Regions from separate parts of the Homo sapiens genome. Here region 2 is linked to region 1. The links are chromatin loops, found by intact Hi-C in ENCODE. Cell type or tissue: heart right ventricle. All regions are shown on one strand. Links, peaks and the distances in the headings refer to the core of each region. The heading gives the core; the rest is flanking DNA. Region 1 holds the start of HSPB8-AS1 (HSPB8 antisense RNA 1). Region 2 has its middle 29 kb from the start of LINC00934.

The links. A loop is a pair of places that touch in the nucleus more often than their neighbours do. Peaks named below come from ENCODE experiments on the same cell type or tissue, not always from the same donor. Only the 100,000 strongest peaks of a DNase experiment are listed, where the experiment ranks them.
Region 2: it touches region 1 in a loop (2.2-fold over the local background); 2 of 110 quality-filtered maps call a loop at or near these places.

Annotation. Positions count from the first base shown.
Region 1 is chr12:119,181,338-119,186,718 of GRCh38, reverse strand. The region is part of intron 1 of HSPB8 (heat shock protein family B (small) member 8); the gene reads right to left. HSPB8-AS1 (HSPB8 antisense RNA 1) reads left to right here and starts at 2,624. Exons shown (of 3, transcript XR_007063482.1): 1 at 2,624-2,792; 2 at 3,698-3,845; 3 at 4,517-5,381. In heart right ventricle, for the core only: no CTCF peak of the experiment used is centred there; a DNase peak (open chromatin) is centred at 2,238; H3K4me3 peaks cover 4,104 bases; H3K27ac peaks cover 5,000 bases.
Region 2 is chr12:119,272,181-119,277,561 of GRCh38, reverse strand. No RefSeq gene overlaps it. Among named protein-coding and RNA genes, the nearest start is that of LINC00934, 29 kb to the left of the region's middle. In heart right ventricle, for the core only: a CTCF peak has its summit at 2,666; no DNase peak of the experiment used is centred there.

The DNA of each region.
Region 1 (5,381 bases), core at 90-5,089:
CCATGTGTTGTACCAAATCTTCCAAGTCTCCCACCTGACTCCTCTTCTCTAACCTGCCAGTAGAACCCTGGGTCTGACATCCCAGACTGGATGGCAGGCTTGAAGCGGGGTCACATGCTGAGGGCGACTCTGCCATGTAGCTTGCTTTATAGCTAACAGAGTGCTTTCCTAACTCTGAGCCCAGACGTCGTTCTCCCTTTGTTTCCAACATGGAAACTGAGGCTTGGTGATGGATCCAGGGTCGCCCAGCAGGTCCCTGGTGGCTCTGAGCTTTGAATCAGCTCTCTCTGAGTCTAGGCCAAGTTCTAGGTCCTGATGCCTCTCTGCTCTTGAATTTCTGTCTGTTCCAGCTCCCGATTAGCTCTTTAAGCCACATTATCTGTACCCAGTAGTGAAAGCACAGCCTGGAAAAAGAATGCTTCAATCTGCCAAAAACACCCAGCTTTTCCTAAGGGCACTGTGGATGTGAAATTCCACCAGACCTCTCGCCTCTTAACCTGTGGTAAGAGAGGGCTTCCCAACCCCCTCAGGGAGGAAAAAGATGAAATTACAAGAAGACTTGGGCCTAAACTGGTTTTGATCTTGTAATGTATATAGCACATTCTAATTCTCTCGGTCTCTCCTCATTCTTTTTTTCTTTAATAGAGAGAGTGTCTGTAGTTTCTCTTTAAACAAACAAGATTAGTACAACAGTGGGGCCATTCGGCTGTTACTTTTCACTCCTCATTTGTGGGGCCACCTTCTGGAGGCAAGAACCCTCATTTACACAGGGAGGTGCTTCTGAGGGGCCTTGAAATCTAGAATGTAAACAACTTTGTTGAATATAGCAGTCCAGATTTTTTTAAACTGACAACTTATAGCTAATTACTTTTAATTATTTCTTTGTTAATAGCTTTTTTTGTGCTTTAAGATAGTGCATGTGTATGTTAGAAAATGCAGAAAATAGGCCGGGCATAGTGGCTCACTCTTATAATGTCTGCACTTTGGGAGACTGAGACAGGAGGATGACTCGAGGCCAGGAGTTTGAGACCAGCCTGGACAACATAGAGAGGCACTGTTTCTAAAAATAATAATAATAATAATAATAGGCAGGGCGTGGTGACTTATGCCTGTAATCCCAGCACTTTGGGAGGCCGAGGCAGGTGGATCACGAGGTCAAGAGATCGAGACCTTCCTGGCCAACACGGTGAAACTCCGTCTCTACTAAAAATACAAAAATTAGCTGGACATGGTGGCACGTGCCTATAGTCCCAGCTACTTGGGAGGCTGAGGCAGGAGAATTGCTTGAACCCGGGAGGCAGAGGTTGCAGTGAGGCGAGATCGCGCCACTGCGCTCCAGCCCAGCAAAAGGGTGAGACTCTGTCTCAAAATAATAATAATAATTACTATTATTATTATTATCCAGGTGTGATGGTGTGTGCCTGTAGTCCTAGCTATTTGGGAGGCTGAGGTGGGAAGATTGCTTGAGCCCAGGAGTTTGAGGTTACAGTAAGCTATAATGCACCACTGCACTCCAGCCTGGGCAACAGAGTGAGATCTGGTCTCTAAATTTAAAAAAAACAACAATAACAAAAGAAAAAATTAAAAAAAAAAGCCATCAAAACTACTTATAATCCTGTCACCCCACGGAAGCTATTAATAATATCTTTTATATGTTCCGACTTTTCTATGTTTCTCAGAAATGTGTAAATGTTACATAGTATCCATGTATATCAGTATTCTATCAAATGGGATAGTTCTCTGCATTATGTTTGGAACTTATTTTTCTCTCTTGCTAACACATTATAATTACTTTTCCATATTACCAAATATTCTTTGACAACATAATTTTTAATGGCTGCAGTGTTCTATTGAGGAATACATAAGAGCTAATTTAACCAATCCCCTACTTTGGGGTGCTGAAGAGTTTCCAACGTTGGCGAGAACTTCGTGGCCCTGAACATTCTTGTAGCTAGAACCTCACACCAGGCCGCCCTATGACTTCTTTAGGATTAACTGAGGACTAATGCAACTTCCAGAATTTCTAAGGCTTAATCTATGTTCCTAAATTGCTCTCAGCAAAAGAAATTCATTTTAAACTGGAGTGTCTGGCTAACCAGAACATGCTATCCTGTGAATGTGTGGCCGCTTAAAGAGTCTACCTTGTGCTGCCAACTCCATGACCACCAACTGCCTGGCTCTAGCACAGGCCTGTGCCCAGAAGAGCACTGTCTGTTCTTTGGTACCCTCCCCACAGCCAGGGCGCCGGGAGACCTGCTTCCCCTGGGGACAGGCCAGTGCCTCTGACTCAGCCCTTTTGCATCCTAGAATCCTCCTGCATGCTGGTGTCCTGGGAATAAAAACTGATAATATAAATAATAATAGCAAGTAATATAGCGCTTCCTTGGTGTCAGCCACTGTTCTAAGCACCTTATCTGTATCAACTCCTTTAATTTTTGCAACAACCTTAAATAATAATAGTAAAATAATAATATAAGCAGGCATTTTCATTATTGTCATTTTGTAGATAGGAAACCCGAAGTTCAGAGAGGTTAAGTGCTGTATCCAAGGTCACACAGCTTGGAAGTGACTGGTGCAAAGATTCAAAAGCAGGCAGACAGGTTCTGGAATATTGGGTGTTGGACTTAAGTCTCTACTCTGACATTTCCTGGCACATCTCTAAGTTTCTCTGAGCCTCAGTTTATTCTTCTCTGAAATGGGAATGACGACACCTATCTTACCGGGTTACCGTAGGAAGCAAATGAAAGCGAGTCACAGAATGGCTTTGGAAGTTGTAAAAGTACCATGTGAAGGTAAACACTTGTGGTTTATTTTGATGTTTGGGGAAAAGACTGCTCCTCAGAAACTAGGTGCCTCTGTCTGCTCTGAAAATAGGGTATTGGGGTGAGGGAAGGGAGGATCTCTGAGCAGGGAAAGCTCCAAGATTTCCAAAAGAGGGGCCTGGAGGTGGGGTTAACCTCATTTAAAGAGAGTGTTGCTAGGAGGATCATCTTGAAACTCAATTTGCTTATCATTTGCCTACTTAGATTGGGGCAGCTTAAGGATTATGAGTGATTTTTAATTTCTTATTTTGCTTTCCTAACTACATATTTTATCATGAAGACATTTTATTTTTGTAAACTGAAAAAAGTAATTATTATGATTTTTAGAAATACATCCAGAGGCTAGGAGAAGTCAGAAACCCCTTGCAGACATGCTTTTTTCAACATGCCTCAGAGAAATGTAGGTGGAACACTATTGGCCCAGCTAAAGAAAGAAAGTGCTGTTTCCAGGGAAGGCAGAGTCCCTGGGACTAAGGAGAAGGGGTGGAAATAAGGCCTTGGGGCTTTCCAGTCTCTATCTTAGCCAGGGTCTGGCCCAGTGGCCCATGAAGGGAACATTTCTTGGCTGGTGGTTGCAGGATGGGGGTAGGGGAATCTGAGGCTTGCTGGAAATTGTCTAGTCCAGCATTTTCCAAACACTTCCTTGAATGAGACACTCATACGTGGTCAGATAAGATAGGGCTGCCTCTTAGAGATTCATAAACTACATTAGTGACTTAAAGGCTCTGATAAGTCCTGCAGTGAGAAGACCTGTTTATAATTTTGTTTTTACTGGCACCATACAAGACCTTGAACTCTCCTGCTCCTGTTTCTAGATGCCTAGTAACAGCTTGAAGTACATTGGTAAATTCTGATCTTGTCTACCTCTTCATAAGACCAACAGTAAAACTGAGGCTCCAGAGGCTGTGGGATTTGCTCAGGGCCACACCGCCAGAAGTAGATCCAGCCATCCTGACTCAGAACCAGCCAGAGAGGCCTGACATTGAATGTCAGACACTGCCAGGGAGAAGTGGGTAATCTCAGGTGAGTTACTTTCTCTGGGCCTCGGCTTCCTTATCTGTATAATGGGGTTAACAAACCTACCCACACTTCCTAGGAGGTCCTTGTGAGGAACCACTGAGCCACCACATGTAGGCCTTTAGCACGTGCTTGTGGAGGAACGGATTTGTCATTTTGTGGTATAGGGTGGGAAACTGGATCTGACTTCCAACTTCCCTTGAAAATTGCTTTTTATTTATTTTTATTTTTTATTTTTTTTGAGACAGAATTTCTTTCTTGTTGCCCAGGCTGGAATGCAGTGGCACGGTCTCAGCTCACTGCAACCTCCACCTCCCAGGTTCAAGCGATTCTCCTGCCTCAGACTCCTGAGTAGCTGGGATTACAGGCGCTCACCACCACACCCGGCTAATTTTTGTATTTTTAGTAGAACGGGGTTTCGCCATGTTGACCAGACTGGTCTCAGACTCCTGACCTTAAGCGATCCTCCCGCCTTGGCCTCCCAAAATGCTGGGATTACAGGCATGAGCCACCGCACCCGGCCCGAAAGTTGCTTCTTAAATAGAGCTCCTGATATCAATTTTATTTTTAAACCCCTTTTATGAAAGCCCTTGTATGGACTCTCAGGGAATTTGGATTTTGTCTAGCCGATGTCACTAATTGCATGTCTGAAAAGCTTTGTCTTTGTCTTATTTAAGCTCCCAATGACCCCATTTTACAGACGTGGAAATTGAGACTGCATGACTCACCCAAAGCCTCTGGATTAGTAAGATACTTAGCTGAGATCTCAACATGGAGCTGCCAGACCCCACCTGTTATGAAGCACCTACAAAAGAGGATGGTGAAAAACCCTCCAGGCTGGACAGAGGGTCTCCTAGAGGGACCACAGGGTGGAGTCGACCCTTGGACTTGGGCTAGAAGCATCTAAGACCCTAATTAAAACAAGGACAGAAGGAATGGTGATAATCGGTCTGTTTACAGAGTGCCAGGCAAGCACTATTATTAGCTCCATTTTATAGACACTCCGCATATATTATCATAGATAGTCTGCATATGTTTAATCTTTCCTACACCCTTACAGGACAGATATTATTATGGTCTCCATTCTGCAAATAGGAGAAATGAGGCTCAGAGGGATGAAGACTTTCTCGTCCACATCCGCCATGCTAGTGAACAGCAGTGCTGGGATCTGAACCCAGGTTTCAAAGAGCATCTATTATTCATTATTTATTGGGGCCTTCCTGGATGCCTGACACTATAACAATAACGACGACAATAATAATACTAATTCCTTGTGTTCCAGGTCATAGAATGTGAAAGGAAAATAAATCTTGGGGCCCCCAAATCACTAAGCTAAAGGGAAAAGTCAAGCTGGGAACTGTTTAGGGCCAACCTACCCCCCATTCTATTCAAAGGCAGCCCTCTGCTCACTGACATAGATGCATTATCTGTTTGTCTCCTTTGGAAAGGCTAATCAGAAACTCAAAAGAATGCGACCATTTGTCTCTCACCTACCTGTGACCTGGAAAACCCCTCCCTGCTTCAAGTTGTCCTGCATTTCTA
Region 2 (5,381 bases), core at 180-5,179, 91 kb before region 1:
TGCTCATCACCACTGATTACTCAAGGTATTTTTATGTAAACAGAAAATGGCTCCTGCATAATTAGACCCATCCACCTCCACACTCGCTGCTCTTTCTTTGCTTCTAGCCTCTTGGAGCCGCCCAGTCACCTCTGAGGCTAATCAGCTGAAGGTCTATGCATCTGCTGAGCTCTGAAGGTTCCAAGAGGGCTGTAGAGGGGCCATAGACAATGACTGCAGAGGCTGTCATCTGGGGCTGTAAAGGCTGCTGAGAAAAACACATAGCCCTGCAACTCCGATTTTTCCCTCTTGGTTCCCTCCAGTACATCCCCCTGTTCCCAGTGTCCTGTGCTACCTGTTGCACACATCAGGGAGACATTCTTTTTCCAAACTTAGCAGCCTTGTCTCCCATCCCTGACTTTCTCTTAGCTAACTCCAGACAAGAAAGGGTTAATCTTAAAATAACCAAATCTCTGTATATGGATGACATCTATGTAATGTGTGCCTTCCATGGTAGCTTCCTGGGTATATGCAGGACTGGAATTCTTCGTTTCCATCTTGTTCTTCCTGCACACCCTCCACCCCCTGACCCTGATAGACCACATCATAGGTCTCAATGACATCACTGAAGGCAGGGAGTGTATCGTATCATATTGTCTTCTCATCCCCCATGTTTGGCATAGTTCTGAGAGTTAGTTGGTGCTCTGTTTGGGAACTTCAGGTTCAGCTGAGAAGGCATGGGAATGCTGAGAAATAAGTCCACAGAGGTAAGTAAAGTTAGAGCGTTGAAAGGTTTGGACTTTATCTTGCAGGCACTGAGGAGTTTTAAGGGTGAAATAATCAGATTTGTGTTTCAGGAAGCTCACTTTGGCTGCCAAGTGGAGAGCAGACAAAGGGGAACAGGAAGACTATTAGAAGGCTGTTAAAATAATTCCAGAGACCTGCAGCCTAAACTAGGGGGTGGGAGCTTTCCTTCATCCCCCCAATGTTTTTGCAGCCACATGTGCCTACTCCAGGCAGATGCCGTTGGGAGGTGCAGTTGGTACTCAACCTGCACTCCCTAGGCCTCAGTTGTCTGCCGCAGTTCTTGGATGCTCTGATGACTTCCAGTAGGCTGTGATGCTTTCCAGTATCTCTCAGCCTGAGGGTGTCCATGGGCCATGGTAGTGTGCTTGATACCTCTCAGAGCAGGTAGAAAGCACCGGAGGAGTGACACTTCATGAGTGTTCCTCAACCCGTGAGGACAAATACCCCAGCTTCCTTGATCCTTGGAGGGACAATTCTGAAGCATATTCTACATTATCTACTAGAAGTATCGTGAAGGATTAAACCCCAACAGTCCATGGAGAGTGACCAGCTCATTAAGATATCCTGGATTGCCATCTTCCCTTCTCTGTCTGACTTCCCCACTTCTTCACAATGCTTCCTGGGATCACTCCCAAAAAAACTCTTTGAACCCAAATCCTTGTCTCAGAGTCTGTTTTTAAAGGAACCCGAACTATGACATTAGCATTTTACTATAATTTCGTATTACATGGATAAATGGATAAATACACAAACGTTGTCCGGGTGTGGTGGCTCAAGCCTGTAATCCCAGCACTTTGGGAGGCCGAGGCAGGCGGATCACGAGGTCAGGAGATCGAGACCATCCTGGCTAACACAGGTGAAACCCTGTCTCTACTAAAAATACAAAAAAATTAGTCCCAGCTACTCGAGAGGCTGAGGCAGGAGAATGGCGTGAACCTGGGAGGCAGAGCTTGCAGTGAGCCGAGATCGTGCCACGGCACTCCAGCCTGGGTGACAGAGTGAGACTCTGTCTCAAAAAAAGAAAAAAAAAAATACACATTTTCATTCATTCATTCATTGATGCTATCCCTTTTACTTGACTTTTTAACATCAACGATTCCTTTAAGAATGGCACATTTGCTTTCTGGGGCACTAAGTCCCGCTCAAACTTGTTCAGGCACAGCATTTAGTCAGTGCATGGACCCCAAATATTAAAATGAGGCATGGAAATGCACCTGGTTTTAAATATCCAAAGTCAAGGTGCAAGGGGTTATGAGAAAATGGAATGCCCACTTCAGCAGGTGCCACATATTGGCTCTGCTCAGTAATATTAAGACAGGACCCAGCAGTGGGCAAATGTAAGGGACCCATTGAAGGTGCTATCACTTAAGCTTCCTTCACCTGGGAGAGTGTACATGAATTGTCTAAAAAGAGTAAACTTTATGGCTGGTGGAGAGTTCATATTATTTCTTTTTTTCTTAGAAAATATTCTGGTCTTAAAAAAAAAAGTGATCTCAAATTACCTCAACTGTAGTGGCAAAGGACTGCTCTGTATTTAAAGTTTATTGTGAAAATTTGGAGGGCTGGGATAGGAAGCTGCCAGCCATGAGTAAGCGTATGGTTTTTCACCAGGGGTGACTTTGCTTCCAGGGGACACTTGACAATGTCTAGAGAAATTTCTGGTTGTTACAACTTGTGTGTGGGGGGTGTGTTACTGGCATCTCATGAGTAGAGGCCAGGGATGCTGCTCAACATCTACAGAGCAGCTAGATTATCTCGTCTCAAAGGTCAATCGTGTTGAGATTGAGAAACCCTGCTTTAGAGGAATCACTTATCCTAGCTTCTATTTTTTCCCCTAGGCTTGGGGAGGGAAGGACTTGAATCATGGGGCATATCTAGGGATTCCAGCATGGGGCAGTAGAGGATGGTATAAATCCCTGTGCCTGCCTTTGCCTGGGGGTAAAGTGGTAGTGGTGAAACAGGAAAAATTCCCTTATCCCCCTCTCGGGGTGTGCGATGGGGGTGTGGCTCTCTTCTTCAGTGCCCCACAGCTTAAACCCCTAGAGGGAGCATGCAGATGAGCAGGTCGTGGGGAGCGCGGGCTCCGACCCCACAGCAGCATCTAGGGTTGAATGTTTATAGCTCCCGAAGCCCCAGTGGGCGTGTGGTACAGTGTGCTCTTTCAGCGTAGCTGTCCACAGGCAGCTTGTGTTAATCAGCTCAATTAGACCCTCTGCCTTATCACAGGGACAGAGGGCTTTCTTTACCCTAGGTTCTTGCCCCAGTGTCCTGGAAGAATCAGATCACACTTGGGCTTGGATGATGGGTGCAAGGTTTTATTGGGTGAAGGTAGCTCTCAGCAGATGAATGGAGAGCCAGCAGCGGGTGGTGTGGAAAGGTGATCTTCCCCTGGAGTCAGAATGCTCAGCAACTGGACTCCCCTCCAACCGCCCCCAACTGAATTCTGCATTGTCCTACCGTAGATGGCCTGCCGGCGTCTACTGGTGTCTGCTGGTGTGTGCTTCTGCCAGTGTGTTCCTCTCAACCTCCAGCTGTTTGTGTCTGTGTCTGCTAGGGTCTTGGGGTTTTTATAGTTACAGGATGGGGCATTTGGCAGGTTAGAGTGGTCTTAGAAAATGCACCATTTGGGCACGAAAACAGGAGTGGCTGTCCTCACCTAGGTCCGTGGGCACAGGCCCAAGGGTGAATCCTTTGCCAGGGACCCTGCCCTTCTTTACCCAGCACTTCCCTGCCCCAACTCCCATATCAGTGGTGGGAACACGGGGCCATTGGCATTGCTAAGGGCCTTATTTCAAATTGGTCTCAACAATGGGATGGTTTAAAAGCAACTAAAGCTTACTTAAAAAGGAAACTTGATATCATTACCATAAATAAGAAAAACCCAGAGTCACTTGCCTTAATTAGAAGGTAATCACAAAATAAATCCAATGAAAGTAATAAAATATTATTGAATACGGGGGAGTTGAGCAGGCTGGAAATCAGGAAGCCTTAGGAGAGTCCCATTATCTCTCCAGGCTTCGATTTGCTCAGCTATCAAATGAGATTTGGTTAAAATAGTGTTTCTCAAAGACTGGTAAGGGCAGTACATTTTGTGCAAAGGAGGTAATATATAGCTGTGTGCAGAGGCAGCATTAAGTAACAGTGAAATACTTGGTGAGAAATTGATCCCTTTTTTCAATGTTCTTTTAGTCCCTCCAAACGTAACAAGGAGAAAGTCTCAGTTGGGGTGCTAACATGTCTTTAACACCTTTTGGACCCTTGCTAATTTCCCTTTTGGCAAAAGACACAGCAGTCCACAGGGTCAGGGCATTTGTCAGGTCACCATTCTCAGTATTTAGTAACATTCTATAATTTCATTGTACTTATTTTATGATTGCCTTCTATTCATGTAAAGTGGTACTAGTTTTCCATTTTAGTGGTATTATAGAAATTTTGTCTTGAAATACATCTATGTAAGTTCTGTAAGTGAATCAATTTAATAATATTAAATAAAAATGAACAGGTAGTATGTAAAAATGGTAAAGATTATGACATTAGCAGATACCATAATGCAAGGCAGTCAGGTTGTCCTTCTTCCAGGGATAACCTTAAAATCACTGTATTTGTTTTTTTACTTGCAAAGTTAATAATTTGCAAATAAATTGCAAATATCTATGCTTTAAATATTACCTTAAAATTACACAGGACTCTCTTAAAGTGAGCCAGTTGACATGTCTAAATGCTTCCAGCTCTATTAACCACTCATCCCTCCTCTGACTCATTTTACAGTATCTTTTGTGAGAAGCACTATATCTACACCTAACTCAGTACTTGATACAAAGTAGGCACTTAATAGGTGCTTGTTGAAGAAATATATGCAGCCAAGTAATAAAAAAGGAAGTTTTCAGTTGCTGTTGACAGAAAATCCAACTCAGACTGGCTTGACAACAACAAAAAGACAGAGAAATGTTCAGAGGTAAGGGGGGTTGTAGCATGGGTCCAGAGGTGTATGATATGATCTTGGCTGTGACTTCATTTCTCTAGTCTTCTCAGATCTGCCATTCTTTGTGTCCTTGTCCTCTGGGGGAGATTTGCATTACGGTAGAAAAAATAGCTGCTGAGATCTCATTCTCAGACACCACAAATCCAGAGGAAGAGAGCATCTTGTCTCCAATATTCCAAGGAATTGTTTTGAGATTCACTCCAATTGGACCATTTTGGGTCACATGTCAACCCCAGAACCAATCACTGAGGCCAGAGGGATGAAATCCATTGATTGGTTTCTCCTGGGTTACATGTCCCATGCCTGCATCCAGGGATGGTACCATCTTCCCCAGAGTAACATGAGTTCTCAGATGGGAATTGAGAGCTGTTAGGAAGGTTAAGTTGGGAGGGGAGGGAATAGATGCTAGAAAGCATGAACACGTGATGGATGCCCCCTCCATCCATGAATGACAGCTGACATTGATAGAGCCCATGCTGGTTCATGAACCATTTGTTATTTTCCAGGATGAGATGAAAAGAGTAATTGAGGGTAAGCATTTAGAAACTTTGTGAGAAGTTCAATATTTGTACAGCATCCAAGTGTGTGATGAGTGGACTCATCTTGTTGAACA